Regions from separate parts of the Mus musculus genome. Here all the other regions are linked to region 2. A link is a loop called in an ENCODE intact Hi-C map of the cell type or tissue named here. Cell type or tissue: heart. All regions are shown on one strand. Each heading gives the region's core, and the rest is flanking DNA. Links, peaks and the distances in the headings are about the cores only.

What was found. A loop is a pair of places that touch in the nucleus more often than their neighbours do. Peaks named below come from ENCODE experiments on the same cell type or tissue, not always from the same donor. Only the 100,000 strongest peaks of a DNase experiment are listed, where the experiment ranks them.
Region 1: it touches region 2 in a loop (2.2-fold over the local background); 16 of 42 quality-filtered maps call a loop at or near these places.
Region 3: a loop joins it to region 2, with 2.4 times the contacts of the local background. A loop is called at or near these places in 9 of 42 quality-filtered maps.
Region 4: it touches region 2 in a loop (2.6-fold over the local background); 8 of 42 quality-filtered maps call a loop at or near these places.
Region 5: a loop joins it to region 2, with 11 times the contacts of the local background. A loop is called at or near these places in 18 of 42 quality-filtered maps.
Region 6: it touches region 2 in a loop (10-fold over the local background); 27 of 42 quality-filtered maps call a loop at or near these places.

Annotation. Positions count from the first base shown.
Region 1 is chr17:44,733,233-44,738,444 of GRCm38, forward strand. Runx2 (runt related transcription factor 2) reads right to left here and starts at 3,416. Exons shown (of 7, transcript NM_001145920.2): 1 at 2,001-3,416. The coding sequence starts at 2,402. RefSeq lists a promoter at 3,171-5,212 and a cis regulatory region at 4,307-4,315. In heart, for the core only: a CTCF peak has its summit at 3,216; DNase peaks (open chromatin) are centred at 1,469, 1,999, 2,529 and 3,109; H3K4me3 peaks cover 3,625 bases; H3K27ac peaks cover 2,144 bases; H3K27me3 peaks cover 2,171 bases.
Region 2 is chr17:45,372,119-45,377,330 of GRCm38, forward strand. No RefSeq gene overlaps it. Among named protein-coding and RNA genes, the nearest start is that of Cdc5l, 59 kb to the right of the region's middle. In heart, for the core only: a CTCF peak has its summit at 2,297 (motif pointing left); a DNase peak (open chromatin) is centred at 2,303; H3K27ac peaks cover 651 bases; H3K27me3 peaks cover 261 bases.
Region 3 is chr17:45,248,742-45,253,953 of GRCm38, forward strand. It overlaps Gm41582 (a long non-coding RNA gene), which reads right to left. Exons shown (of 3, transcript XR_876811.1): 2 at 5,021-5,180; 3 at 3,889-4,133. Among named protein-coding and RNA genes, the nearest start is that of Gm41582, 12 kb to the right of the region's middle. In heart, for the core only: a CTCF peak has its summit at 2,915 (motif pointing left); no DNase peak of the experiment used is centred there; H3K4me3 peaks cover 409 bases; H3K27ac peaks cover 435 bases; H3K27me3 peaks cover 488 bases.
Region 4 is chr17:45,062,188-45,067,399 of GRCm38, forward strand. All of the region lies in intron 11 of Supt3 (SPT3, SAGA and STAGA complex component), which reads left to right. Among named protein-coding and RNA genes, the nearest start is that of Gm35097, 82 kb to the right of the region's middle. In heart, for the core only: no CTCF peak of the experiment used is centred there; no DNase peak of the experiment used is centred there.
Region 5 is chr17:44,453,453-44,458,664 of GRCm38, forward strand. No RefSeq gene overlaps it. Among named protein-coding and RNA genes, the nearest start is that of Runx2os3, 110 kb to the right of the region's middle. In heart, for the core only: a CTCF peak has its summit at 2,409; no DNase peak of the experiment used is centred there; H3K27me3 peaks cover 1,850 bases.
Region 6 is chr17:44,259,362-44,264,573 of GRCm38, forward strand. All of the region lies in intron 4 of Clic5 (chloride intracellular channel 5), which reads left to right. Among named protein-coding and RNA genes, the nearest start is that of Clic5, 73 kb to the left of the region's middle. In heart, for the core only: a CTCF peak has its summit at 2,645 (motif pointing right); a DNase peak (open chromatin) is centred at 2,616; H3K4me3 peaks cover 310 bases; H3K27me3 peaks cover 661 bases.

The DNA.
Region 1 (5,212 bases), core at 733-4,732, 640 kb before region 2:
CAATTATATCCTGAGCGTATTCAGCACCAGAAGGGTGCACAGAACACTAGACATTGAATTAATAAAGTTATTTTTTTACACCTTAATGTATGCCCTTGCATTATACAAAATATCTACTTATTTGTATTTTCCCCTGTTTTCATCCAGGTTTGGAAAAAGTTTTGTTTTTTATTGTTAGAATAATGTCTACCCTCGCTGAGGGTACTTAGAAAATTCTGGGCCCTTGGCTGATAAACATTGTAAAAGATAGCTCTCAATGGAAATATCATTTTCTACAATTTCCCCTATATCTGACCTTTTCACACCACAAGGAAGAAAACAATCGCCAAAATGGATGCTCTCAAAAAGGAAAAACACGTGTGTTTGTTTAGGACCACTGCTTGATCCAACTACAAAAGGAAACTGGCCACTACAGGGCCACGCACCCCCCTTCCAAAACAATCCATTCAGATTTCTGTTCAGATAGGAGACCTAAAGAGATAACTGCTCTAATTGACCTGGGCCCCTCTTGCTGCTCCACCCACACATGGAATCTGAATTGCTGCGTGGGGTACCGGGTGATCAACAACTGGGAAATGCAGGGGCCCGTGGGAGTTTGGCACCAGAGTCCGAGATGAAGGAACTGGCACAATTCCGCCTTTTTTTTTCTTTCTTTCTTTCTTTCCTCTCTCTCCCTTTTTTTCAAGACCATTCTTAACCTGTTCAACAGAGAGCCGGGTCCCAGACTCGCCCACTAAAACTGGATGCATCTCTCTCGCTGGCTCCCCCAACTGATCCCTAGCGTCTGGACCAGGAGAATGGACAGCCACCCATCCAGCCAAGTCTCTTCCGGGGATGGGGGGTGGGAGGGGTGCTCCGCACCACCACCAAACCCCAGACTGCATCATAGATATGGCCAGGGCCTGGGGACCCGCACACTTTCAACCTGCTGTCAGCTGTGCGTGACTCCTACCGCTATCGGTGCTGGCAAGCTAACGGGACTTGGAAGAGGAGGCCACGGGGACGCACCTTGGAGCCCAGGCCTCCGGCAGGAGCCACCCATCACCCATCGATTTCCCCAAGCAGAAGGGACATCTGGGAGTTCTGGCTCTTTCAAGGCAAATAAAGTTTTCACCTCTGTTTATTCTGACCAACCGAAGTTGCTCCACAGGATTCCCTTTTCCTCCCAGGCAAAATGAGGGGGGGGGGGGAAGCAGCCTAAGCCTTGCTCCCCTTCCCCGACGCTCATCACTCCCGCACTCGGGGGCGCAGAGCCCCGAACCCCCCGCAACTCCCTGCTCCTGCCTGGCCCTGATAGAAGCCGAAACCCCGGCGGCCCCGCCTTCCTCCAAGTAACGGGAACCAGTGCCGGCCGAGGAGGGCGCGAATGTCCCGTCTGTCCCCGCTCTCCCGCGTCCATCCCCAAGTTTACTGAGCACTCTCAACCTACGCTCCTCGATTGGCACCTCATCTCGCCCCAGGCGCAAGCGCCCTCCGGTGCTGGCACCCTGCAGGCAACCGGGCCAAGCCGGGGAGCAGCCGGGAGTGCCAAACGGCAACCAATCCGGGAAAGGGACACCTAGTTCGGGGTAGAGGCCTGCGTCTGCAAAGGGGAAAGCGGGAAGGAGCGCACAGAATCCCGGAGAGGAGAGGCCGGGATGCCCGTGTGGAGTGAGGAGACCCCGGGAGAAGGGGGCGGGAGGAAGCTTGCAGCTCACAGTGGGCGCCTCGGGGCGTCTGGGGGCCCAGGAGTCTCACAGCAGGGAAAGAGGCAAGAACCGCGCCTGGAAGACTGAAGGATGAAGAAGCAAGGGAACCTAGGCTTACATGGTAGTGGGCGCACAGGTGAGAAGGGGGATCTGCTCGCGGTGGCCGCTGCGGGGTATGTAGATCAGAGCCACCTCGGTCCCCTGAGTGGAGCCACCAAGGCTGGAGTCTTGGAGGACACCCATGGGCACCGAGACCACGGCGGGAAGGTTCCATGGGGCCGGGCCAGGATCTGGGGGTGACCAGTCTCTTACCTTGAAGGCCACGGGCAGGGTCTTGTTGCACCGCCAGTGCGAGGGCAGCACGGAGCACAGGAAGTTGGGACTGTCGGTGCGGACCAGTTCGGCCGGGTGGTCCGCGATGATCTCCACCATGGTGCGGTTGTCGTGCGGCGGCCTCAATCGGGGCACTGCGGCCGCCGCCGCTGCTGCCGCCGCCGCTGCCGCCGCTGCTGCTGCGGCCGCCTCCTGCTGCTGCTGCTGCTGCTGCTGTTGTTGCTGTTGCTGTTGTTGCTGCTGCTGTTGCTGCTGCTGCTGCTGCTGTTGCTGCTGCTGCGCAGCCACCACCGGGCTCACGTCGCTCATCTTGCCGGGCTGCAGGCTGCTGGAGGGGGGGCTGAAGCGCCGGCTGGTGCTCGGATCTACAGGAATACGCATCACAACAGCCACAAGTTAGCGAAGTGGCCGGGGGAGGGGGAGGAGGGTGGAAATGGGGGGCGAGGAGGAGGAAATCGAGGGGGTGGAGGCGAGACGGGGGCGGAAAGAGGATGGAGGTGACGGGACAGAGGAGGTGAGAAATCAAGTTCGAGGAAGCCGTGTGCCGGGCGGAGTCTGCTGGGGGCCGGCGACTGGAGACCGGACAGAGTCGGGGTAGCGGGTGGGGACACCCGAGAGGCGCGGATCTCCACCGGGAGGCTTGGGAGTCCCTGGCGGTGGCTGCAACGAGCGGGACGCGGGGGCGTGTTTGGCCCAGCCGCCGCAAGGGACTTGAAGTTAACAGCTTGCAGTAGGGGCCCCTTGGGGCACCGTGTCCTGGGTGCGCTGGCGCCCCGCTCCGGGTTCCAGTACGGTAGTGGAGCCCCGCAGGTTCAGCAGTCCATCTCGGCGGTGCGTGTGGCTCCTCGCTGTCCGCCACCGCCAAGCAGAGCGCGGCTGCCCAGCTCGCGGCGCCGTCGCTTGCCCGCGCCGCCTCCTCCGCCTCCTCCTCCGAGGCCGCTGCGCGCTCCCCGCGCCGGCAGCGCGCTCCGAGTCCTCCGGCCGCCGAGTCCTTCCTTTCCCCGGCTTCTCCTCTCGCCCTCTCCTTCGCCGCCGTCTAGCTCGCAGCCTCGTCTCTCCTGCTCTTTGCAAAGTGCCCCGGGCCCCCCTCGCGTTTCAAGGTGCCGGGAGGTAAGTGGGGGCGGGGGGAGAGCGGATCTCGGGGCGACAGATCTGGAGCCTGCGGATCGCAGCCGCTGCCGCCGCCCGCCGGCCGCTAGAAGCGCCGCTGCGCTCGCTCGGCGCCCGAAGCTGTAGGGAGGAGGTCCCCGCCTAGGACATCGCCGCCTGCGTCCTCGGCTCCCCACTTCACCCTCAGGACCGGGAACCACTTCTCGGTCTGACGACGCTAAAGCTGAGAAGCGGGAGAGCCTCAGGCTGCTCCGACTGGCGTTAATTTTTCGTTGTTAACTTCAGGAGAGGAGGAAGGGAAATTCTCAAGTCTCCACGTTGACTTCTGAGCACTCTTCACCCTGCCCCCAACCCCACCCCACATTGGTTGGGGCGGGGGGCAGGTTTTTACAGGCTTCGGGAGTGCCCCCCCTTAGGTGACACCAAAATGGGTGACAGGAGTGTTTGTCAAAATAGTTTTAGAAACTCTAACGGATGTCTGGACACTTTTCTTATATATTCCTTCTTGTCATTATTGGAGAATAAGGATGGGTTGCTTTTTTAATAAAAAGAACTAAAAAATGACAGCTTGGTAATTAAAATAAGTTGTAAGTTGATAAAATGCTTGCTGGGAAAGGGGGAATACACAGCGGTTATCCATTCATTTCCCAATCTTTTATTAAGTGTAGTCTTCGTCTCAGACTAAGTCTAGTGTCTAACTGTCTTTCTAGCCACTCCCCACTTTGGGGGGTTAAAAATAAAAAGTTTAAAAAAAAGTTCAGTAATTATTTATTTATGTTTTTGTTTCCCGGCGTTATGGGGGGAGGCGATTTTGGAATCCCCAAAAGATTGTGGTTGAGAGATGAAGGAGTGCGGGGAGCGGCAGCAGTTTTGTTTTTTTTTTGTTTGTTTTTTTTTTTTTTGTTTGTTTTTTTACCTAAAATGTGGTTTTTGGAGGCTGGGATTTCTAATGATTAGGTTTTTGTGGTTTATATAGACACGACTCAAACTGAGGCGATCATTATACTGATGGGAATCAGAAGCACGTGGGTGTCTCCGACCAGCCTCAAATTCTGAGCCTTCAAAACAAATCAAACAACGTGCGGCGGCGCCCACAGAAGCCGGGAAATCCGCCGGAGGCTGATACACCCCAAGAACCAGGCAGAAGCAATATCGGGCTGGCTCACCTCTCAGCGTGATGTTCTGTTATATGTCTTGCCTAACCTATTATTTTAAAACTTCCAACGCTTCCAAATAGAATCATTTTACCAAAATCCCCGGCGATTCGTAACAAGGTAGTTGACGCAACTGTGATTTGGTGAAATCAATGAAAAATTGGGAGTCGTCCCCTAGGAGGACTAAAGAAGAGGGCTAGCTGGGTAACATTTCTCACCATCCGTCTTATTTAAAGCTCTTCACGTAGCCATTAATTTGGGGCTTTTACTGCTGGGGTGCAAATGCCTTCCAAATTCAGCAAGGGACCTGTCATGACCCTCCCTAGCGCAGTTGCCACTCTCTGACCTTCCCTCCCCGCGCGCCCAGCAGGGCCCAGAAAAGGTACCCGGAGCGCGCAAAAGAGGTTGTTTGCGCCTCTTTGCAACTCGAGACTAGAAAATACAAAAAGTGGATCGCTGTGCTCAGATGGTCTGGGGACCCGTGCTCCTGTGCCTGAGAGGCGCTCTGGGGGTTGAGGAGTGGACAGAGTTGAGTGTGACTGCTTGCTCTCTCACAGGCTAGGGATGATACTGGGGAGCACTCCTGTGCCCTCCCCCTTTGAGTCACTGCTTCTGCCTCCCCTTTCTGCTTGCACCACTTACAACTATGCAAACCCCCCCCCCCCCCGCCGCCGCCGCCGCCGCCCACGTCCCATGTCGGTCTTTCCTTGTCTCTTGCTCTCTTTCCGGATTCTTCCACCAGTCCTCCCTCAGACTTGAGTCACCTCCCTGAGCCACTCAGTCTCCCTCTTCTTCCACTGCCCGCTCCTCTATGCCACTACCTGTGGCGCCCACATCTCCCACCCGACTTCCTCGTAGCTGGTGGCCTCTGTGTCCCTAGCGCTCACTCCCGATATACATTACAGGTGGAGCGAGTTACTGAGCTGT
Region 2 (5,212 bases), core at 687-4,686:
CACGTATCCTTCGGCATGCATCCAAGCTGTGCACTGAAGGATACTCTACTGTATGCAAATTCTACTTCTGTTTGTAACGCTAGGAAGGGAAGTTTAAGTGCTAAGAGAACAAGAAGGACACGGGCCATAAAAGGGGCTTTATGGCTGCTACAACCAAGACAGCCCAAGTCGATAACATTTCATGTCACCTCGCATAGGATATTATTTTCAAGTTCGGGTCCGGTTTTAGAAAACACATAAGTTTGTGTCTAGCTCAGACTGGCTTGGAAGGTATTAAAGAGAGAACAGTCATGAGATTCAGAGTGCAGTCAAAAAGTAATAATATTTGGGTTTAGTTTGGTGAGTTGGAGCAGTGCTTTCCAATTCGGGGTCATGGTTCGGTTGAGTTCAAGCTCTTGTTGGGACAGCCCAGTGCAGGATGACCTCCCGGGACAGTCCTCACACTGCCCTCCCTGCCTGATTGGCCCTTCTCAGCCTTCTCAGCACCTTCTGAAAGAAGCGGGAACTTGAGAGGAAAAGAAAACAGGGTCCCCACCCTGGCGCATGAGTAAAAGGCAGAATTTGGCCTTTGAGAAGACAACAGCCACCAGGTGGAAGAAAACCAGTGATCTGCACCCAAAGTCCCCGGTTGGGGGCTGCTGTGCCCTCCTGCAGGTGGGGGGAGGGCTAAGGGATGGGGAGCTTGGCCCAGGCCCCGGTCAGAGCCAATGTGAACACATAGCAGAGCTATAAAGACCCCGTGTAAGGCCCACATCCTCCCGGGCCACCCTCATCCACTGAGGGGGCTTGTTCCTTCCCAGCCTTTCTGGGCATGGTCCTCTGTCCCAAGGCGTCCTCTCTCGGCGCATGCACAGAGGAGCTGTGACTTTCTCTTTAGTTCCCACGACTCTAAACAGGAGCTGGAACAACAGGCAGAAGACAGCTCAGAGCTGCTGATGGAAGTTTCCAGAAAGATCGTTGGTGTGGCATGGGAATAAACCTCCAGGAACACCTGTGAGAGGAAGGAGTTACCTCCTCACCTGGACTCCTCAGCGACTTCGCTCTTCTCCCTCTCCTCCCCAACCTCTGGGTGTCCTGGCTCATTCTGGCCTGGCCCTGAAGCTCAAAGCCAGGCCTCTCTTGGCTACACTTCCCTGTCCCCTGTAGTCTGCATCACCTTCCTACTCTCCATCAGCCTCAAGGGTTAGATACACTTGTGCATGGGTGTATATATCCCCTCAACACGCCCTCCCCCCCCCCCGGGACTTTCCCTGTCCTTGTTCTCCTGAGTAAGATGTCTGGGTGCTCCCAGGTGGTGCTGACAGCTCTGTGCAGAGGAACCAGCCAAGGAGATATCTCCAAGTCAGAGATATCTCTTCAGCTCACTCTCCTTCCTGACCAGTCCTCTCCAAAGGTCCTTTATAGAAACAGGCAACTGTCAGCAGGAGCGCCCTGTGCCATTGTGCCACTGCATCCATGTGTCAAACTAAGGAGATCAGGGCAAGCATGGCTCCTGTGCAGACTTGGGCCACAAGAGCCATGCCCATCCAGAGAGGGCATTTTTTTCTGTAAAGAATTAATTCTCACCTACGAAAGCAACAGTGGCCACACCCAGAGCACATGGACACAGGAGAAGAGCTGGCACTCTGACTAGCCATCTTAATAAATGTGTCACTTGTCCTGATTGAAGTGACGTGTCATCGTTCTTAAATCAGGGAACAACAAACTGGAGGGATGTGTGTGTCAACAAGCCACAGGACACAACACTCAGTCTAGGCATCTCACCAAGTGCCCAGGGCTGATTTTACAGAGTGTAGGGCCTGATGAGTCTTCATTTTGGACTTCGGTATCTGAGTGTCAGTCCAAGTACACACAGTGTCCTGGATCCAAAATGGATCCTCTTTCCTTCCCCATCTGTGTTAGACAACTTGCTTAGCAGCTCTCTGACACCTCCGCCCCTCTCCCGCCCCCAGTTTCTCCTGACCAGTGTGGCTGGCAAGGCTACCACCAGTCTAACTTACAGGAGAGGGACTGAAAGTTGTTGATGCCCAGACCGCTTGACCTGGCAGACATGGTGCTGGGAGACCTCCCAGCTGCACACGCTGTGTGAGGACACAGCCCCGCGGACCTCTATGGGGTCTTGGGGAGAAGAAGAAATGGGGCTCGCTCATTCTCTTAGACAGAAGTGCAGAGTGGGCAGGTTTCTAACCTGCTGGAAAGAAAAATCTCCCAATATATTTGGAGTGGCCTGCCTTCTGGGCGCCATGGTCCCCCGCAGCCTGGGCACCGTGTCTTGGGCAGCAGCGACCCCTGCTGGCTATAAGTGTGGAAGCCCTGAGGGAGCTGAAGGAGGAGAGGGGACCATCGGACAGCCATGTCTCTCTACCCTCAGACATGTGGCCACTGCTCCAGACCAGTGAGAGCCTTCTCCATGTTTTGTTTTTTTCAGGGAACACACAAAGCCCCAAGAACGGATCCCACAAAATATCATGCAAAGGCTCTCTTAAAACTGTGATTTTTCTCTGCTTCAGTCGGATAGGGTTTTTCTCCCTCCATAAGTCAGTATTTTTGCAGCTCATAGACATAATGGGATGTGCCTGGAGGACATTGGTTGCCTCCCTGAAAGCCAGCTGTTCATATTATAGGCTCACAGCAGAGCCCACTCTATAGTGAGGCTTCCTTGTCGCCCGTGGCTGTCAGTTCCCAAGGCCAGCGGCTACACCGGTGTGCAGTTGTGCAGGGGAGGCTGGAAGTGAGATTAAGAGAGTGGAGGGGGCTGGAGAGATGGCTCAGTGGTTAAGAGCACGGACTGCGCTTCTGAAGGTCCCGAGTTCAAATCCCACCAACCACATGGTGGCACACAACCATCCATAATGAGATCTGACACCCTCTTCTGGTGTATCTGAAGACAGCTGTAGTGTACTTAGATATAATAATAATAAAAAAAAAAGTGGAGGGGACACGGGCTCACAGCAAGCATTCCAGAAGGTTCGAAAATACCATTAGAACAGACACTGAACACAAATTTAAATAGATGTCATTAGGCTCGCTGATGACAAGTAATCCTGATATTCTCCATGGTCCTAAAAAACAGCAGATGAGGCAAGAGAAATGGCTTAGTGGCAGAGGGTGCTGGCCACTCAGCCTGCTGACCCGAGTTCAGTCACTGAAAATGAGAGGAGAGAGAGAACTGACTCCTGAAAGTTGTCCTCTGACCTTGTCATAGGCACGCACACACACACACACACACACACAAACACACTAGATGATAGATAGATAAGAAAGGAAGAAAGAAAGAAAGAAAGAAAGAAAGAAAGAAAGAAAGAGAAAGAGAGAAAGATAGATAGGGATAGATAAAAATGAATGGATAGATAGAAATGGATAGATAGACAGAAATGGATAGATAGATAATTTGATAAATAGATGATAGATAGATATCTAGATAGATAATAGATAGGTAGATAGAGATGATTGAAAAATGATAGATAGATAGATAGATAGATAGATAGATAATAGATAGGTAGATAGAGAAGATGATTGAAAAATGATAGATAGATAGAGTCTACATAGATATCTAACACCATTTTTCATTTTACAAAATATGTCTTCCTAGTCCAAGAACTGAAAAATCTTCTGGGATGGCTTAAGGAGAGTTTAATAAATTGTTTCTTCATAAGACTGAAGGGAAGGAAGCTAGCCAGGGAAGACAAAGCACCCAGAGCCCCCAACCATCTCTAGCCCTGAAAGAGAAAGGGAAGAGGGCTGTGTAGGAGGGTCACTAACAGGAAGAGACCCCAGCAGAGGGCTATGGCTAGCAGCTGGTCCAGCAGGAGCCAGAAAGAGGAATGAATGTCCCAGTAACATTTCCCACCAACACAGGCCAAGCAGCGAAGGAGCCAGCCTCAGGGCCCAGAAACAGGAGCAGGAACTAGGGCAGCCCAGGCAGTGGTGATTCGAGGACTCTTGGGGCGGACCCCACGGAGCTCAACTGTGACAGTGTTCACATTGGAGGTTGGGGATCATGGGACGCCAGGAGAAGGGAATGCACTGGGTTTTTATTCATAGACTTCTGTGTCCACGTGTCTATCAGTCAGATGGAAATCCACCCTCGCCAACAGCAGTGTTCTGTTTGGGGAGCAGTCCTGTGGGAAGAGCCCCATGCAGTGCTCGGTGGTCTGAATGCTTGTTCTCACCTCCTTCAAGAAGCCCTGCCTCAGAACCAGTGGGATAGCTAAATGACAGAGCACTTACCTAGCAAGTAAAGGGCTTAGGTTCCATCCCCAGCATAAAAAAAAAAAAAAACCTGAAGGCACAAGGGAGATGCTCAAAGTATCTGTCGGGCAAACATAAGGACCTGAGTTCAGTCTCCAGAACCTATGTTAAAAAGCTGAGCACGTGGTGGACACGTGATCCCGGCACTGGGGAGGTGGGGAGGCAGATCTCTGGGGCTTGTTCCCGCCGCCCCACTCCCCAGTCTAGCTGAATCAGCACCGGGTTCAGTGAGAAACCTTGCCTTGAAACAGTAAAGGGGAGAGCCATAGAAGATACCTGATGTGACCTCCGGTCTTCACCACATGCATGTAAACACGCGCGCACACATGCGTGCATACACACACTTCACGTAGGCATAGAAGACATGGTCAGGATTTGTGATCACAGCAAACTGATCCCTTCCTAGGCAAGGAAACCTGAGGTGTAAGTTAGGTGAGGTTTCCCTGGGGAGCTGGCCTCATTCACTCTGGTGGACCAGAGCTTCGAATGGCAGACATTCTGTCAGTCACCCGGGAAAGCAACATGTCGAACCCAACACCCTGGAATTCATAACTTTGTAAATGCTTCTTCTTCTTCTTCTTCTTCTTTTAATTTTTTTTTTCATTATTAAAAAGGGGGGGGTGGAAACAGCTTAAGAAGAGCGCTGGCTTCATTTCCTGCCCTCTCCCGATCGCAGGGGCAGGAGAGGTTTCCTTCAGTGGCGCAGGTTCTGTTTCCGTTTGGGGGAGGCAGGCCCCCCAGGGAACAGCCCCCTTTAGGACTTTCCATGGGTTGAGAAATCTAATCCAGTGTTTTGCAGCCATCATTTAGCAGAGAGCTGTCGTCTGGGTGGTTTGTTCAAGCCCTATGCTGCCTCCACCTCCCTCCCTCCCAGCCCCTGAGGACCAACTTGGTGACTCTCTTCATAGTTATGAACTAGCAGATCTGCTAAAACTTAGGAGGCCTAGGCTAAACCAAAACG
Region 3 (5,212 bases), core at 554-4,553, 120 kb before region 2:
CAGCCAACTTCTCCAAGTTGTCCTCTGACCTCGACTTGCATGCTGTGGCACACACACACACACACACAGAGAGAGAGAGAGAGAGAGAGATCAACCTAGGCACATCTCTATCCCCAAATAGGGAAGCTGAAGCAAAAGAATTTTAAGTTCAAGCCTGCCTAGGCTACATAGTAAGATATTGTCTTAAAAGGAGATGGAGATGGTGAAGGGAGTGGAGGAGGAAGATGAGGAGGGGCAAGAGGAAGAGGAGGAGGGGGAGGAAGAGGAGGAGGAGGAGGAAGAGGAGGAGGAAGAGGAGCAAGAGGAGGAGGAAGAGGAGGAAGAGGAAGAGGAGGAAGAGGAGGAGGAAGAGGAGGAAGAGGAGGAAGAGGAGGAAGAGGAGGAGGAAGAGGAGGAAGAGGAGGAAGAGGAGGAAGAGGAGGAGGAAGAGGAGGAAAAGGAGGAGGAAGAGGAGGAGGAGGAGGAGGAGCAGCAGCAGCAGCAGCAGCAGCAGCTACAGTAGCAGCAATAGCAGCAACCGCAGGGAAAACACTCAGCGGAGATGCTGCCCCCACTGAATGCCATGGCACCAGCTAGGACTGAGGCGAAGAATCTGGAACCCTCACAGACCCACCCCCACTCCACCCCACCACTCACATGACTTAAGGGGCTTGTGATTTGTGCAGGGAGAGAAGAATCTAAGGAAACATACCAGCAAGCCAGGTGCCACTCAAAGGCCCCATGAATGACAAGGCCAGCCAGGCTGTGGGGGTTGGGGGTTGGATTGGTAACGGCTAATCCCGGCTGTCAATTTGGGATACCTTCAGATGAGCCTGTGAATGTCTGTGGGACATTTTCTTGATTGCTAATTGATATGATAAAATGATTTCTATATTACTAATAACCATTATTAATATTTTCCCTAGAAACTATCCCTAACAAATAAAATAATTAATATTAGCACTCATTTGATATTTATAGTGATAATTTCATGCTGTGTGAAGTTTACCCACAAAAATATTCTCTAAGAAGGACTCTCTTCTAGAACCATCTCAGTTGCTATGGTCCCTGCGGGTAGACAGCTTGGCCTTTTCTCCAGGCTCCTGACGTGGTTACAGACAGGTGAGGTTGGGGGACTCTGGTCTGGGTCCCCCAACACTGGGGCTTTCCAGGATGGTTGACAGTGGTCTATTACAAGGGAACTGGGCTCACTAGTCTCTCAACGCCTGCCTCTGGGGTTCTTAGGCAATGGAGCTCAGCTTGTTGAGGGCCGACCTCCATCCCACCACGATGCCTGCTCCGCTCCAGAACCAAACGTTTCCAGAGCTTGAGCAGTCTTTCCGCAACAGGCCATGTAGGATCTGGCGTGTTCTCTGTAGCCCTGGGTGGAAACTCACATACGTAGAAATGTGTGAGCCCAGCTGGCAGGCGATAGGCTCTCACACTGTTATCCCTTTCTTAGCAATAATGTTTAGGTTCGGGAAAGAGATCCAAAGTATATAGGAGTCCTCCTGCTGAGTAAGGGCTCCAGGCCCCACCCGCTGCGGCTGGGGCCACTGCTGTCTCCAGAGATGTTATTACACCAGCACCGGTCACGCACTGGACACAGGAGTCTCTCAATGTCCTCATTATGTGCCCTGTGCTCTCAGGTCGTGTAATTCAGCTGTAAAAATTTGCCCCTGGCTGCACCTGGCCTAGGAGTGGCACAGAGGGGTGTGTTTATTTTATTTTATTTTTTGAGTTTGCTGTTAAAAATAAATTTAATTTAAAAAAAAGAGGAAAAGACAGCTCAAGACGGAGACTATTTTAATTTGAGCTACGAAGGGAAAAGCAAGGGCAGAAGGGCTGAGGCTCTGGTGGTTTTGCTCTGGTGTGTCTGTGTGTGCACAAGTGTGTGCTTGCACAGGCGTGTGGGCCACACGCATGCGCAGACACAGGTAAGGCTTGTTGTTCCTGTAGAACTAAAAGCCAACTTTGTTTATTAGACTGAGATTTTCCAGATCGTTAAGTTGTGATGGAGCTCGGCTGAAACTGAGCAATATCCCTTTTGAAACAGGCACACACACAGGTACACACGTGGAAAGCAACTGAGCCGTTTCAATTAGTAGCAGCACCGGCAGTAATTAACTTTAAACGACATTTTTTTTTTTTTGGTGCTTCCCCCACCCCCCATTCCTTCCCGTAGTTGAGTAATTCGTGACCTTCTGAGTGAAGCTGGCTTCTGTCTACGGGTCTAGAAGGTTTGGTCTCTAAGCCAGGGTGTGGAGATGGAGGGAAAATAGGAAGGCCAAGACAGAGAGAATTCAGACAATAGGCGGATTCTTTCCCTGGGCAACCCTGTGTGGGAAGGAGATGAGATTCGGCAAGGTGGTCCTAGGATCTGAGTTAGCCCAACACAGCCTGGTCTGGCTTGTGGCTGAGAGGACCCACGTAGGGGATGCTGTATTCAGAACAGAAATGCCTCGTATTTGGAAGGACTTCTGGGGACAGGTGGGATGCCTACAGTTGATTACTCCTAGGAAGACAGATGGCTCTGGTCAGTGAAGGTGGAGATAGGGAGGAACCAACTGGACAAGACATTCTTCTCCCAGAGAGCTGAAGGTACAGAAGGCCTGGCCCCGACCACCAGTCTTTGTCTTCCCCGCTGGGGTCCACATCCGAGGATCAGTGTTCACCCTGGAGGCAAAGCGGGGACAGGAGTCTGCCTCGCCCCTTCTTGTCCTGTTGGCCCTGGCAGAGATCCGCGGCCACGGTGTGGAGACCGGAGGCCTCACATTGAATCCCGCCCAAAGGCCACCTACAGCAAGCATCAAACTCCCCCTCCACGCTGGTCGCCACGGTTACCCACTGGCATGGTTGAAATGGCTGTTGTGCCCACTCAGAAATCAGGCTCCATTCGACCCAGCCTTACGCCCAACTCGAGCGCCACCTGCTGTTTACAGGGGTCCCTGCGGGAAGACTCCAGCTGGATCCAGGAAGGGCTGTGGGGGAAAAGGTGGAGTTTGTCTGTCTGTCTGTCTGTCTGTCTGTCTGTCTGTCTGTCTGTCTGTCTGTCTTACAGCTCTAAGGATGTAATGTGTTCTGAGCTCTGATGGTTCCCAGCCAGTTGTAGGGCTTTGCTGGAAGGACAGACGGATGGCCAATAACATATGAGTCATGGACGGATGACGTATAGATGGCTGATAAATCAATAACAGACAAATGGACAAACAGGAGGGTCAGACATAAGGGACTGGATAAAAGTCAGGCTAGGATTCTGCCTTTACTGGATCGTCTGTGCAGCCAAGGGCAAGCTACCTTTACCTCTCCAAGCCTCAGTTTCTTTGTCTGCGATATGGGAACATATTTGCTTTAGAGGCTTACCATGAAGTAGGTCCCTCCAAGTTCCTGACCACTGAGGATATTTGATAAATATTAGCTGTTCTGTCTACGGCAGATGTAAGGAGACAGATGATGGAGGTGGTAATTAAGTTAGAGAGCAGTCGCATCTCTTCTCCTTGGTGTGTGTAAGGACACGGAGAGTGATCGAGGGATGGGTGAGCTTCCTGTTCTTACTTCCCATGCCCTGTGTGCATAGGTAGGAAGAGTCTGGGCTCTGTGTGGTGACCCTAAACCCTCACTCTTATTAAGGAAGCCTACAACGAATGTATTTCCATTTTCAACCTTGGGCGGAACCGGCTAATAATCCTGGAGGACAACCATTTCTGTTTGCATTTGGAAAGTACTGTAAGACAGGCATGCCCAGCGTGTGGCAGTCTTCATCCAGGTGGCAGGCACCCACTGTGGTAGAGTCTCAGGTCTCAGTCAGTAGGACCCTCACGAAGATGACTGCTCCAGCCCAATAGCAATGGCCATGCCTTGATGAAAAAATAAAAAACAAACAAACAAAAAAAAAAAAAAACAGGCTGGTATGTCTCAGACACGCGCCTAAGCGGCAGAAACGGGCAGATGGGATCCAAACCCTGCCTCTCTCGACATCCCCTTGGACTTGAAGATGCCATGGGTAGATTCTTCTAGTCTGTCTCTGTCTCCGACCCAACCAGAATCAAGTCTTCACACCAGCTGCAGACCCCAGCATCAATCAAGTCTGGATTCCTGCCAGTGGGTCATTGATTGTGTTCCCAGATGTCTTCCGGGTAGCTCCTGGCATGTGGCTATATTAAGAACATGAACGTGAACCATAACATTAACACTTTTTTTTACGCCGCCCCCCCCCCCCCAAGAAAGAAATACCACGAAGAAACTAACACTGGATCCAACCAAGGGTCATAAATCAATGTCAGTAAATTTATAAACAGATCGTGAATGTAAGTGCTTTTCACAGGGTTCACTGTTGTGTCTGTTGAGGGAGGGGCAGGAATTCTGAGAAGGCCCCTCCGTTCTGTCCTCCAGTCAGCAGCTGCTCGGGTGGTTTCAGAGGAGAAAGAGACAGGCCAAGCATTCAGTGCTGACATCCTGATGACCACTGCACAAGGCTCAGAGAACCAGCTTAGGTGAGCGAGAGTCCTGAACCCCGAGTTTGAACTGAGATCTTGAAAACAATCTCCCCCCACCCCCACCCCCACCCTGAACTACAATTATTTCTTTCGGTTTCTTTGTTTTCTTTTCTAAGTATTCAGCTCTTTACAGCTATGGTGAGTACTGGGCTGAACCAAGTCCTAGCAAAGGAAAGTCCTAGGAAACAGAGTGCAGGATTCTTCGAGCATGGTCTCCCTCATCCTTGGATGCTGCCCCAGCCTGTGTACTGAGAGTTCAAGAGCCCACCTATCCCACATATGGGTCCCCACCATGGGGATCAAGATGGGTTTCCCTCACTGTTCCTGGAACTTTAGCTCTGGTCCAACCCAGGAGCCGTGGGGTGTGCCTGCCCCAGCACACAGCCGGGTGGCTCACTGGTAAAGGGCAGGTGGTGACCCCTAACGTTCAGCCACGTACTTCACAGGTGCACCTTACAAAGTCCAGCCCTGCACATCCTTCCCCAGTAGTACATGGTGATGAAGTTAGCCATGCAGATCCTGTGCCTTCTAGAAGTTCCTCTCACCTCAATGCTGGAATGCATTTCCAACGGCCTGCATGCTTGTTCTTCCCGGGAGCCTTTTCAAACTGAATCTGCTCGCTGCGAGGGCGTGTCTTCCTTATCAACTTGACAGAATTTAGAGTCACCTAAAAGACACACTTCGGGATGTGTCTGAGAGTATCTCCTGAGGAAGAAAGATTCACACTGATTGTGAGT
Region 4 (5,212 bases), core at 559-4,558, 310 kb before region 2:
GTAAATTGATCATTTAAGCTTGCAGCCATGCCATGGAGTATGAGATGACGTTGTACCATATGCAAACCAGACCAAGAAAAGACCAAAATTCAGTTTCAATGATGGTTCCTACGGAGTATATATCATTTTTTTCATCATCTTAAAAGTGAAAGAAAAAATAAACCATTGAGTGGTTTGTAGCCATGTGTATGCACATCAGTGTGTGCCTTCCATAGTGGTTGGACCTATCAATAGTGTGTCAGAATCCCTTGTCCCCCATATCCTCCCCATCATTTGTTGTTGGCAATTTTCCACATGGTAGCCCTCTGACTGGGTAAGAGGATAATATCTCCATGTATTATCAGTTTGCATTTCCTAATGACTAAGGCTATTGAATATTCTTCATATATCTATTGGCCATTTATATGTCTTCTTTTGGGAACTGTCCAATTTGCTTGACCATTTACTGTTAGTTCTTTGTATAGTTTGGCTATTAATAACTTGTACCTGACAAAGGCTAGCTCCCCGTATGCTCTCTCTTCACTCTGGTTGCCTCGTTCTTCACTCCAGTTGGGCCCTTTAGTTGTGATGCTTTTTAATCTGTGATCTCATTTGTCACCCCTCTCCCTCTCCTGAGCTATGGAGAACTTCTCAGAAACCCTTGCCTGTGTCTGTATCTTGTTGTATGTCTTCCTCTTTTCCTCTAGTATTTTCAAAGTTGCAGGTCTTGCACTAAGGTGTATGATCCAGTTTGAGTTTTTAGTGTTTGTTTGTTTGTTTGTTTGTTTGGTGCAAAGTGGGAGGTTGGTATGTAGTCCTTCTACCCATTTTTTAAAATCAGTTTTAGTATTCAGTTTTTCTGCCCCATTTGCTAAAGAAATGGTCTTTTTTTTTTTTTCCTTTACACTGTGTTTGATACCTTTGTCAAGAATCAAGTAGCCATTGTTGTTTGGGTTTCTCAGTCCACAGTTCATTTTCTTTGGGGTGAATGTTTCTTGTGCCAGCACCATACTGCTTGTGTTAGTGTGGCTCTGAAGTAGAACTTCCGTGAGCCTCTAGCACGGCCATTTGCTTTAGTTGTTTGGAGCCTTCTGTGCGTTTAGCATTGGTTTGGGGTTGGGTTGTTTTGTTTTTCTGTTATATAAAGAATATCATGGAAATTTTAATGGGCTTGCAATCAATCATATATTACTTTTCTTCGTGGCTAGAAATAAGAAAATAAATGTTCAAGAATGAGGGAAAGGATTGCCATTTAATATTTTCATTACCATGCTTCAGAATTTTTAAACAGATAAGAGAGATAACTTAGCAGTTAGGAACACTTGCAAAACTTCCAGAGAACTTGGGTATAGATGCTGCTCATTATTACACATAATCTCCAGAAGATCCACACTCTCTTCCAGCTTCCACAGGGACCCAGAATACATACACACACACACACACACACACACACACACACACACACACACACACCCCAATTCGGTCCCTTTTTATTATTTTAAAGAAAGTATCAGATCACGGTAAGGCTGAGCCAGAGGGTAGTTGTGTCTACCAAGAATCTTGATGATTTTCTGAAATCTTTACCTCAGCTGGTTTGAAGTCTTGCACGTACAGTGTATCAAGCGCTGTGTAAACTGACCCTTCCCCAGTCGTGTGCAGAGACCTAGACTCAGAGTTGGCCTGCAGTGAAGACTGTGAGATGTAAAGGGAAGGTTCCTTTTTCATGGAATGGGTCTAATTTAGGAAGCAGGACTACACAGTTGGCAGTCTTCTTAAATACTTTCCTCATATACCAGTGTGAAATAGCAAGCTTTTGGCACACAGACAAGCTCCGTGAATTCATATGGACTGTTTCTTTTCTGTGTGTAACTGAGATCCAGTGCCCAGTACGAAGCGCTTTCTGGGGGGAAAAAAAGATCTTTCTAAAAATCTTTCTGTATTTTTGTACTGGTTGAAAATAAGCCCTTTACACATATGGAAAATTATTAAGATTCCCTTCTTCAGAAAGTCACTGAAATGGATTTTGGCAAAGACATTTGTTTTCTTGCTGCTCTGTCAAATCTTCCTTGTTTTAGACCACCCCCTCTACCCAGTTTCTTCATAGCCACATCAAACTTTCCTTCAAAAGTGGACAAGCTTTCTTTTTAATAACTTTGTTGAGGAAATATAAATAAATATACATTATCTTTTTTAAGCAAATCATGGGTTTTATAAGCCAGTGACATCAGCATTCTTCAAACAACAGTCGTCGTGTTGTGTATGTGATCATCTTGAAAGACATCACCTCCCAAAATAATACTGCCAGTACAGCAAGAGGTCAGCAACTCAGAGTACAGTGATGTGACTGTTAGCTTTTGTCATCTCTGAATGTTAGCGGTGGTAGTCTAGTCTGTAAAACCTGAAACCTGATAGCTGGCTAATTGTAGGAGAATCACAGTAAGCAAGCTCTTGTGGTTGGCTGTTACAAGTCTGTGTATTGTGTTGATTTCATCTGTAGTAAGATATCCCAGAACTTAGTCTGTTAACACAGAATGATTGTTTATTGTCTCATGCTTTCTGGGAGCCGAGAACTTGGGACCATCTTGGCTGGGCAGTTCTGGCATTGAGTTCACCATAATATGAAGCCATGTGTTCCTTAAGGTGGACAACTCCCCCTAAAGTGGCTCAGTTATATGGCTGACAAGTTCTGTGCCTTGTCTGCTGGCCTCAGTTCTGCACAGGAACTGAGGATGTGTTCCCATTGGGTGGAAGCTAGCTTAACCCAAAAGAAGCAATCCAGGAAAGTGAAGTGGGATGGACAGTGACTGCTAAGGCAAGAGTAACAGAAGACTGCTCCATAGCGAGGGAGCTGGGAGGGAGCCCACAGAAAAGCCTGTCAAAGGCATGCAGTGAGTGAGGGGTTTGAAGAGGAGCTATGCCAGGCTCACCACACAGAGTCGAAGGCTGACTCTTTACTGCTGGGTGCTGAGGTTGGAAACGGGGTTCCTGGGCCTGGAGATTGTGCAAAGGGAACCACAAGGTTGACATTTATCTTCATGATAGTGTTTCATGATTTTGCTTACATGGTATCCCGGTATATACCAGAACAGCCCCGAAAACACTGCCTACAGCTTTCTCCTTTCTCCATGGCTACAGATGCTGGGTGTCAGACTTTATCGTTACACTAACCAGTCATTTTACAAAGAATTTCTGTTTAACCAGGGACCACAGCCATGGAGTCCTAAGCATAGTTTGCTTTTTGTTCACACCCAGTGTTAACTGAACATTTTTCTAACATTGCATTTCTATAGGATGACTAATGTACTGTAGAGCAATTCAGACTTTTCTTTCTTTTAATCCACTTTGACAAATAAACCTGAGACTCTGCTGAAAGAGTTGAGGTTAAACCCAGCTCTTCCCAAAGCTACTGAGTATATGAGCTCGCCATAGAAAGGAGGCCTGCAATTCTCTGTCTAGCCAGGCCCGTTCCCTAATCTGCTTGACCTTCAGCTAGTTCTTTAGTAAGACTTTGGGGTGAATCATCACAGCTAGGCTTTGCAGATCTGACTCCAGGAAGTCTGCCTTCTCTGAGCCTTGGGCTTAGCCAGTCTCTGATTTTCAGACTAATGGCATTTTAAATCATGTACTCAATGATGAAAGTAGCACTATGTGAAATAGGTGAAAAAGATGCTCTGGCCCTGTGACCTAAATAGATGTGTGCAGTACATGAGATGGTCCCACGATGTCCTTGTGCCCTCATTTGGAACCTACACAGCTGGCTGGAGCCATCTTTCTAGCTGCTCTACCTACTATCTCTGAGATACTCTCTGCGTTCTAATCTGTTGTTTAAATGTAGACATTGCAAGTGTCTTTTCCGAATGTTTTTTCTGAGAGGAATTTCACACATGCATACATGCACACTCACACTCAATGATGCATGAAATTACTTAGAGAAAAGCAAAATAGGACAGAGGTGCTATTGTATTTTACCTTGGAATAAGAGAAAGACCTAATTTGATGTCTGCACTTCACAGTCTTCAATGCTTGTGGAGAACTCCTGTGTGTTGTTAGAGCTTGGGCTGTATGACCTGAAAGGTCCTTCTGCTGTAGTTTACATCCAGAATGCCCCCAGAGGGCCGTGCATTGAAGCTCCAGTCTCAGTGGCACTGTTGGGCAGTAGTGGACCCTCTGGTCTCATGTCACTGGAAGCCTGTGCTTCTTCTCTTTTTGTGTCCCAGTGTGAAGATGGCCACAGACTTGTTGGGTCATGTGTGTTCCACTCTGATGTCCTGTCCTGCCACAGCCAAAGCAGCAGGATGACAACAATGCCTTGCATTACTAATCTTCTGACTGATTCTCTGATTAACCCTCTCACATGCTGTTATCGTTGGGCAAGCTATGGTATCTCTGACCTTCAGTTTGCTTGTGTATAAAATATTGGCATATATAGTACCTTTCTGTGGAGCTGTCTGGATTGAATGAGCTAAATTTTTTGAAGCTCTTTGCAATATAATAAGGTAGTATTGCTATAATATTTATTATAGTATAGTATTATAGTATTATAGTATATAGTATAGTATAGTATAGTATAGTATAGTATAGTATGTAAGTTAGGCGGTAGAAAGGAGGAAGGTGACGCTTTTTACAGAAGAAGCTGGGAGTCACAAAAGCTTTTTCTCAGGACAGATAGTGATAGAGCTGGAACCTGAGTTCCTAGCTAAGGAGTCACTAAAGTACATCATTTGTATGGTGTCTTTTGAAAATGTGTTAGCTGCCTTTAAAATAATGACTATTAATGTGTCTAAACAGCAAGACTCTCTATCACAGAATGCCAGCGTTTCTATAGAGGGTATTCTAGAAAAGGGAGAGGAGTGCAAAGTTGGGACATGGCCTGTCCCTGAGCCCCTGAGCACCCATGGGACTGTGATAATTAGCCTTCTTTAGAACTAATTAAGTCCCACCAGGGCAACGGTACATAGAAGAGAGGAGAAACACTGTCCCTGCTTTACCCAGGAGACTGGTTGTATCCAGCTCATCCATTCTGCATTGCCTTGCTAGTATGTCTGTGTTCCCACTTACTTAAAGAGAATGAATTGCATTTTATAATAGATGGCAACTGTGAGCCCTAAAACAATGGTTTGGTTTTGGAATCGATTCTTATCCCCTGGTCATGGTTCTGCCTTGGGTAAATGCGTAAGGAAGGAGCTCGCTTTCCCAAGTGTGCTGCTGCCTCTGCTCAAAGCACTTTTGAAAC
Region 5 (5,212 bases), core at 485-4,484, 920 kb before region 2:
CAAACAAGACCCTTGACTTTGTTCCAGCAAAGAAGTTCTGGGTGAGCAAGTATGAAGCAGTGTGGGTCTGCATCCCTCCCCACCACTGGGATGTGAATGTGCTGCTGCAGAGGTGAAACAGGGAGACGCTAGACTGCATTTACCCTGCGCCTCTGCTGTTGGGGTGCTGAGCTCAAGCAAAGGGCCAAGACACCACTCAGGGGATGAAAAATGCAGCCTAGGATGTGGGAGACCCAGGGGCTCCCAAACTCCTTGGTAAAAGACTTGGGGGCCCTTGGCCTGAGGACTACAATGAGGCCGGTGCCGGGTGAATGGGAACTCTGGCTTAGCTCATGGGTGGTTATCCTTAGCTTGGCAGTGGTTGTCTGGGAGAACAGAGGGGCCTTCTGCAGGAGGCTTAGATGGTGCAGCTTGGTAGTGGAAGGCCTTCTCCATGTTCTCCACGGTGGTTCTTGATGAAAGAGACAGTCCTTGGCTTCAAACTGTTTATTGCTTGGTCACCATGGAAAATGGATGCATACCACCTTCTCAGGGTGGACCAGAGATTAAATACCTTTTGCAGGAAGGAATGTCTGGGAAGGGAAGCTCATTGGCTAAACCCTCAGAGCCTCTAGATACCTCATTAGCATGGAGAACTCTGTTCTGGGCTACCTGACTATGTGGGGAATCATGTGTTTCAGGATAGGTATTTGGTAGGGAGCACCTACTGTTTCAGGTGGGCACTTGGGTGCTAGGGTCTCAGACCCACTCAACCTTACTAAGTTTCCTGGTACAGTCCATTGTCCCACAAAGCAGAGTTGGGTTTATTAAGACATTTTTAACAGAGATTTTTAAAGACGGGCGTTAAAAGGAAGCAAGGCACTTGAGAAGTAAAGATGCACTAGAAAGCGTGGGTGTAGCCTTCTCAAGGAAAAGCCCCAGCGTGAGTGCCTTAGCATTAGTCATATACATCATATTGGAAGTTCTCATTATATCTCAAAAGGCTCCCCCCCCATTTTATTTTCTTGCTTTCTTTGATGAACGAGAGGTAAAGAGACCCTAGAAATGCCTTGGATGGCGTGACAATTTGATAAAATGAAGCCAGGAGCCACTATGTTGCACAAGGGGGTTGAGATGTATAACTAACTGTAAAGAGAGGTTCTAGTAACTAGGCCCTGGTAGTACACACCTCTGATCTCAGCGCTTGGGAGGCAGAGGCAGGTGGATCTCTATGAATTTGAGGCTAGCCTGGTCTACAGAGGAAGTTTCATGACAGCCAATGCTACACAGAGAAATCCTGCCTCGAAAAGAACCAAAGAGACAGAGGGGGGCGGGGGAGAGGGAGAGAGGAAGAGACAGAGTGACAGAGACAGAGTGACAGAGACAGGCAGGGACAGGGACAGAGACAGATTGATTCTAGTGAGATTCCTAGAGAATAGCAGAATTTCAGCTGAGAAGAGTGAAAGGCCTGAAGCAAATGTTAACTGTGTTGGAATTCTTGATTCTCAGCTGGGCAGAGATGTATTCTCTTTTGTTCCTATGTCCCTATAACTTTCCCTGTCACTCTGTCCTTCCTCAGTTACCATAAAACACATATGGCTCTTTAAATTTAAGCAAAATTGAAATTATACTTATATTAAAGTTAAATAAAACTCAATCTACTTCCCCTGACATACCATCCCTGCCTCAAGAGCCAGTTAATAACATGTGGCTAATGAGGCTGTGGGCTGGTCAGCACAGGTAAGGGGCACTTTCTCATTGCAGAAAACTCTACTGGACAGACCACTGTGGACACAGCCACTTTTATAGAGGTTTCAGGCCATAGGACTGATCAGGATATAGAGGTATTCTCATGTCACTTGACCTATGGTCTGTGAATTATTGAGGACTCCAGACCAGACCAACTCTGATTCCGTTTCCACAATGAAATCAAAGCCATATCACCTCCTCCCTGATATGCACAGCCAGAGGACGAGAGCCTGATAGAAGGACCACCTGTCCCTACATGGTCCTGTGATTTCCACGACCAAAAGCTCTAAACTCATCTACCATGAACATTTATGAATTCCTCTGTCGCAAGAGAGAGTTCTAAAGAGAGAGGCAGAAGAAGGAGGTCCCTGCCCAGCTTCTTTTCTTCACAGCTGTGTGCCTTCAGGGAGCAGCTCTCCCTCTCTGAGAGACTCCTCGTCCTTTGAAGTTCTAACTCTCGATGCTACCCAGCACCCACATAGCACTGGGAAATGTGTCTTATCTTTCCTAGGTAGAGTGATGAAGAACAGTTCATCGCAGGCAAAGCTATAGTGGGTCTGGCAAGGGATATCAGCTTGGCCAACCCCAGGTGAGTGTAAATGAACAGACAGGCTCAGCTGAGCTTCTCCGGGCAGCAGCGGGGCTATAGGGTGCTGTGTTCCACACAAGAATCCAGCAGAGGGGGATGTTGCACAGAGGCAGCTTTCTTTGAGCTAGTCACTGGGAGTGTGCAGACTCTGAGGGGAGGAAATGTGTCTTTTCATCCTTTCAGGACCCCCAAATGCACCCTCCACTCATCGTGATTCGTTGGGTTGCAGCTCCAAGCCCCTGCACAGGTACAGGAAAGCCCCTTGCGATCTTCCTGTGCATTTAACCTGAGGAATTGTCCCTTCCCGCTTGCAAATGACAACACTATTTTAGCTGCTGTCGGAAGTTGGAACCTGGCAAGATCAACAGTTTTAAAAGACTCCTTAACCCAGAGGAGGTTTCCCCTTCCCTGCCCCTCCCCAGTCCTCTCCCTTCCTAGACATCAAGGACTGAGATCATCTGCAAAAGAACGAAAAGTAGAGTTCTGCTTTCCTGGCCCAACACCCTCACCCTTTCCTTTTTTTTTTTTTTTTTCTTTTTTCTTTTTTCTTTTTTCTTTTTCATGTTGACAGTGATGTTTAAAATCTTTCTCTTCAAATACAGATTGGCACCTGGGTCTGTAATCTCTCACCATCTTCTGAGAGTGACTGGGGCTTGCTCAGCCTTTGACACAAGAGAAAAAGTGCATTAGAATTTCCGACTTCTGTGATTTCTCCCTTCCTGTTTCCTATTGAAGGAGAGTGTAGCATTAGAGGGAGAAACCCAGAGAAAGTCCCCCCACCCTCACCTCCGCCCCCACCCACCCCCACCCACCTCCACCCCTGCATCCTCGAAGAAAAAGAAGACGAGAGGGTGAGTCCTTTACAACATCTCAATAAGAAGCCATGGACACGCTATTTATCTTGTAATGTCCTTTTGAAGATGTAAGGACTCCTGATTTAAAAGGCAAGCCTGCATCTAGTTTCTCAGCATCCCCCAGGGCCAGCCTTTCTCCTGGGCAGAGAGGAGAGGATGGAGAAGGGCTGAGAAGAGAGGCCTCTGAAGTCACAGCTTCCATGGGAACCAGAGGCACCTGCCCTGCTCTGTGGTCTCAAAGCAAGCCAAGAGCTCATGAGCTGGATGTTGGTGAGAAGGGGCTCATCCCCGTCATGGGGGAAATTCTCAAGCAAAGTGTGGTATAGTTGCTTCAGTCTACCTTGGTGGGGATTTTCAAAATATTTTCTAAAGCTTAGTAGTTTTTGGAGAACACAGCCACGAAGTATTGAGGAACAAATAGTCATAGTGTTCATTATGAGATCCAGGGGGCAGAAAGAGAAGCATCCCGGCTTTGAGGGCAAACTGGCTTAAATCCCAGCTTCAACTGAAATAAGCAGAGACAGCTCACCTCGATCCATCTTCTCTAGAATACAAGGATGAGTGGTATTAGGCACTCTTCTTATTGCTGTGGCAAAAACAAAAACAAAAACAAAAACAAAAAAACAAAAAAAACCAAACCTTACCAAAGCAACTTAAGGGAAGATTTGATTTGGCTTCCCAGTTCAAGGGAACACAGTCCATCATGGCAGGGGTGGGGTGGGGGAGTCATGGCAACCAGAGCTTGAGGCACCTGTAACATAGTGTCGTTATGTTACATTCTAATGTTACATTTGAGTGTGTGAAACATCAGCAGAAAGAACTGAACGCTGATACTCAGCTCACGTCTCCTTTTTATTCAGCTTGGGGCCCCAGACCTTCCAACAAATGGTGCCACTCATATGCCCAGTGGATCTTCCCATCCCAATTTCCCAATCTGGAAAGCCTCTCACAGATATGCCTGCATTTCCTTGGTGATTTTTAATGCTGTCAGTTTGAAAATCAACATGGACCATCATGCTACTTTTAGAAATTCATTGGAATTTCATTGGCCTAAGCTGGGTAAAAGTACTAAGTGTTGTGGCCCCTAGTATGATAGGCACTCAGGAGGTGTCACCTGACATCATGGTCTTGCCAATGAAATTGTGCTACAGTTCCTTCTGACTTTTGTGGTATCAAGGTGTCCTGGGTAGGTTTTTGTCAACTTGATACAAACTAGAGTTATCTGGAAAGAACTTCAATTCAGAACATTCTTCTACCTAGATCTCCACACATGCACGTCCATAGATTATTCTCCCAATTAATGATTGATGTGCGGGAGCCCAGCCCACTGTGGGTGGTGACATTCTTGGTGCATGAGTGATATAAGAAATCAGGCTAACATCACACCTACAGTCTAGTGTCTTTGGTACAGAACGCTATTCTGCAAGCTACCAAATAGAAACGTAAACACCAACTCAACCACAAATGCTTTGATCTACAATGCTGTTCTGCCTGCAAGAAAGCCAGGACAATGGTGGCACAAAGCTTATAGGAGTTGCCAACCAATAACTTATTTGACTTAAGGCCCACCCCATGAGATGGAACCCATATGTGACACTGCTTGGGTGACCAAGTACCAGAGACTAGACAGCCTATGGACCTAGAGTAAAATTAATTACTACTGTTCTAGACAAAAATCATAACAATAAAATAATTTTAATGGCATTCCATTGACCCATAGATCAGTGCATTGTTCAACCGTCTTCACCATGCAGCCTGCATCCTCCTGCAGCAGATGGGAAAAAATACAGAGACCCACAACCAGACATTATGCAGAGACCTTTGAACACTCAGCCCTAAATGGATGTCTTCGTCAAATCTAAAGGCTCAGAAAACCCTTAGGAAGAGGAGGCAGAAAGAGTGTAAGAAACAAAGAGAATGAAGGACATTAAAGAAAGATCTTAAGACACAGAAAAGTTAAAGGAGCAGTGGATAGGTAATAGAGTTGGGTTCCAGAGCCTCTCCAAATGGCCTCAGGCTGTGGCAGATGGCTCCTGGATTT
Region 6 (5,212 bases), core at 735-4,734, 1.1 Mb before region 2:
CGGAGTGGAGTCAGGAGCATTCTGAGACCTCCCAGGCCCTCTGGCGTTGTCTGCAGTAAAGCAGAAAGTGGTAGAGTAGAATCCCCTGACGCCCCCTTCTGGCCTCTGCATGTGTGCACATGGATATTCTCAAGTGCACACATAAACGGACATACCCCACACATCCCTTCCCTTCCATCCCATCCTGGGAGCTGTACAGAGTGCTAGAATACAAATAGAACCACCAGCTATTCCAGCGCCTCCATGTACTGATAAAGGGTATGTTTTCCTTTGTGTAATAGAAACCTGACTACAGGAGCTAAAGCAAATGTTTCTCCTCTTTGACTCAGCCAGACCTCCGAAGCGTGTTACTGTTCACCATGCCCTGTCCTGGGTGTTCTCCATAATGTTTATTAGCACGTCTTAGCAGGAGTTTGCTTTTCTCATATGACAAGTACTTGAAAGAACAGCATGTCTCAGGCTGACGTGACAGCTTAAAGAAACAGTGGACTCAGGTCCTCGGAGTTCCTGGTTCTCCATCACTAGTCTGCGGCTCTGTGTATGCGTGCACATGTGTGGATACATACACATGTGTGTTTGCCTTTCTTTATGCATGTTCTATGGTAGGAGTATGTGAATGTGCAGGTATGGCATCCTTGCACACACACAAAGCTGGAGTAGCATGTCTGATGTCTTCCCTTCTCACTACACCTTGTTACCTTGAGACAATTGCTCACAGAACTAGAAGTTTGCCCTTTCAGACAGAGTGGCTAGCTAGCCCTGGACTTCCAGAATATACCCATCTTTGCTCCACCCCCACCTCTGTGCTGTGCTGAGATGAGGTATATGTTGGGGATTTGAACTCAGGCCCTAGTGCTTATATCCATGGAGCCATCTCTCCAGGCCCCAGTGTGTGTCTTATATCTTCATCTCTCAAAAAGTCACTCTATACTGCATCTGAGTTTCTGGCATTGTCTTCTCCAGAAGCCTGGAGCTTACTCGCTACTTGTGTCTCATTAACCAGAGCTACCTGAAAAGGTGGCAGTCTGGGAAGATGGGTCTTTTTAGCAGGGCACTCTGCTATCCTAGGGAGGGGCAATATATGGGAATTTTTTATCAGTAACAAAGAAGAGAAGAGGGAGTCTGTGCATGTAATCCCTTTTCAAGTTAAGTTGGTTGTCCCATCGTCCCCCGATGGTGAACTCTCTGACCCAGCCACAAAGATACGTCGTTTCCATGTACTTTTGGGTTAGTGAAGTTTGCCAGACTTTAGGAGACAGAAGTAGGATATCATGCTCAGAATTTGTTGCGTTCTCAGTTCAAACGTCAGAAGGCGCAGTCTCCTGTTGTAAGAGTCATGCAACACGCATGGGTAGATGCTCCTCAAATTACAGGAGCAGGTGAAGCATAAGGAAATTACTCCAAGCAAGGCGGGGCGGGGAGGCTGGGTGTAGTCTGAGTGCACCTGAGAAATGTTGTGGCAGTATCTATCAAGGCTGCCCTATCTTGTGGTGAGCACGAGGAAGGCTCACTGTGGCCAGACTGTGGCTAAAGAGTTATAAAGAACAGATCAGGCAGGTGATGGTGGCCCACACCTTTAATTCCAGCGCTCGGGAGGCAGAGGCAGGTGGATTTCTGAGTTCCAGGCCAGCCTGGTCTACAGAGTGAGTTCTAGGACAGCCAGGACTACACAGAGAAACCCTGTCTTGAATAAAGAAAGAAACAAAGAAAGAAAAAGGAAACCACTCAATGAGGACTGAGGGAGATGCTCCGTGGGAAAAGTGCTTGCTGGGTGGACATGAAGACCCAAGCTTGGATTCCCAGCACCCACATTTTTAAAAAATGTGTCATTTCACCGCTAAGGAGGAAGATGCTGGGGCTTGCTGTCTAGCTAGTGTAGTCAAATGGCTAAGCTTTGGATTCAGTGAGAGACACTGTCCTTAAAAAGGAAGGTGAGAAATGACTGACTGAGGAAGACTCCCAACATTGACAGAAACATTGCAGGCCCAGCTTCACCACGAACCCAGACTTCATCATCTATGAGGAACCAGGAAGTACCAAACGTCATACACACTAGACACTGAACATAGGCAACTGAGAAAGAACATATAGTGTATTCATCGAATTACCCAAACCAGACAAGGGCAGTGGAGGGGCGGTGGCTGTTTCAACATCTGCCAAGGTCTCTCATGCAAAAGATGTCGCCATTGGAGGATGAAGCAAGCCATAGGGAATGGAATCCCTTGGTATAAGTGCTCGTGGTGAGAAAGACAGGTGAGCAAGACCCAGGTTGATGCAGGAACAGATAACCAATATAATGAGCGTCTCTCTGGGCAGCTCACCCCTTAAGTTTGAACATCCATGATAACCTAAACTGTCCTCACACTTAAAATTCACCGTTTGTAAAGTAACTGTAAACATCTCCTAGATTTCTCCCCGACTCAGTCAGCCTTGTGCACGACACTGGCGGCATCAGCTGCCTCAGTCAGCAGTTATGTCATTCCTTCTTTAATATGACTGAGTTTTACAGCCATTTATGACTTTCTTGGCAGCCTAATAGGAAACACACACACACACACACACACACACACACACACACACACACACGTTCCTACTGAAAAGGAAGGTAGTCTCTCTGCTTAAGGCCAGAAGGTGGCGCCACCGCCCCATGGCTGAAGTCAGTGCTGGCCACTAATCAGGAACATAGTCTCTCTCTCTCTCTCTCTCTCTCTCTCTCTCTCTCTCTCTCTCTCTCTCTCTCTCGCTCTCGCTCTCTCTCGCTCTCTCTCGCTCTCTCTCTCAGTCTCGCTCTCGCTCTCCCTCCCCTCCCTCCTTCTCCCTTTCCCCCCTTTCTCCCTCCCTCCCTCCTTCCCTCCCTCCCTCCCTCCCTCCCTCCCTCCCTCCCTCCCCAATCCTGCTTCTTCCACCACTAATAAATAAACATGTGTGAGGCTTGCATGGTACAGGTTGTATGGAGCCCTTAATTTGAAGAAGTAAAAGTGACATTTTTTTTTCTCTTCGAATGTACTGTGGCTTTGAGGAGATTTACAAAAATATCTGCACCTGGAACTTGTCTATATCGTCAATATCATCCTCCAAAAATGTATTGTATGAGCAGCATGCTGAAATTGCCCCAAATTCCTCACCACAACCATGATTTAAACACAGTAAAACAATCACCAAAGACTGTGTCATTTAAATACAAAGTGTGTTTGTGCTGTTGGGTACTGTCCACATAAATGTCTGCTAATAATAAGCTGGCCTGTGGAGCTAGATGAAAAAGATCTTCTCTTCAAAGCACTGATTCCTCTATAAAGCTCAGAGAATTGGCTTCATAGAGAATGTGTTTTCCTTAAAGGAAAGTCCCCTGTTTCCTTGGGGACATATCCGAGAGGGTTCTGTTCACTCTGTGACTTTGGGGAGGGGACCCATAGTGTCCAGCATCCTAAATACTTAAGGGGATCATTTTATCCTTCATCCAGGGAAGAATTTCTTTCCAGAGCAAAGAGTTCCCACCATGGCAGGAGGAACTGCAGATTCCCTATTAGCCTTTTGATCCCTCCCAGGCATGGCAGGGACCTGGGGTGAGGGCCATGGCATCTTGCTTCAGTTTGTCTTCTCGACATTTGAATTTAAGCCACTGTCTGGAAATGGAGACTGGGGCATTGCTTTCCATAGATGAGTTCCTGGCTCTCCCAGAGCTGGGTTTGACTTGTTGAGACACACTTTGCTGGCCAATGGAGCTTGCCCAGGGGTATTGGTCTGATGGTAGTTGTGGGCTCAAATTCTCCAAGGGATCAGACCAAGAATGTTGAACACTGACAGGAGAAAATAAGGCCTTAGGGATGATTCCAGACAATGGTAGGTTCGACTCTGAATGCATGAGTCATCCTCCAATATCCCCCAGGATCCCCCTTGTGCCCAGGATAGTTCTAGTGTTCGAAACTTTCCTTCCCACACCCAACCGTCTGCCTTGAGTTGACCTCCAGTAATAATGATCCTAAGTTAGATCTTCTGCTAGGTCCTTACTCCGCTTCAGACCCTGCAGAAGTTGCTCCGACAGCAGCCAGGAAACAGGCATTGCTAACAGCAGAATTCAAGGCAAGTTATTCGTGAGTGACAGACATGTCATGGAAGGTTGTCACCTGTTGCATTGGACCCCCAAAGGCAGCCTGGTGCTTGGTTCTGACACCCCTGACCCAGGTTCTGCCTTGGTTCTGACACCCCTGACCCAGGTTCTGGTTCTCTGTCCTTTGTGGACCCTGATGATGTGTGAACATAGCCAGAGGCCCAGATTCAACAAAGGAAGCTACCACCCCTCCAGATAAGCCCTTTCCTCTCTTCTAAAATCCTGTTCCAGCCCTGACCCAGTGGCTCTGAGGACCTCATGCTTTGTGAGTCAGAGAAGTCATCGGAGACCTCTCACTTTACCCGTTGGGTGTTCTCCTGTGGGCGGCTGAACCCCACAGTCTACCTGTTTCCCATTTGACCCCTTACTCAGATAACTTGACTAAGGCTGAGTCCCTAACCCTGTACAGTGACTACAAACCTTAGGTGAGGCTTCACTGGAGGCAGGGAGGGACCACACTGGCAACCACAAAGATGAACCTCCTAAAAGACCTCCTTACAGCGTCTCTGGCTTCCTCAATGTGACAGTACTACTATGTCACGTGCCAGCCTCCTCTCCATCCCCTTACCCTCTGTTCTTCCTGGGCGTGCACTGTTCCAGCGGCAGCTCCGAGTCCCCTGGATGTTTGGGTCAGAACAATTCAGCTGTTCTACGTCGCCTCCTATGTAATCGCAGGACACAAGAAAAAAATAGCTTCCTCCAAAAGGTGACAGAGAAGGGATGTCAAATTCTTCTTATTGGATATTTTTTAAATCTCCATCACCCGGCCTCATTTATGTTTTTAACTCTCAGATGTCAGCAAGGTGTGGAATCATTTCTCTTGTGTTTCCAGCAGTACGATGGGTAGAGACTCCCACTTGAGTCTCCCTCAAACCACATTCGGCTTAAGTGCCTCTTTCTTTTATACCCACATGCGCTCTGATGAGAAGTAGACATTTTAGCCAGTTCTCCAGTAGTACTTCACGGTGTCTCCATATTTCTTCCTTCACAGAGAAAATCCAAGCCGAGTTTTCACTTTTCCTTACACAGCATTGGCCCCAGCACAGGCAAGGCCTCTGTTGTTCGGAAAGTATGGGGAGGACTCTACCAGGCTCCAAACTAACT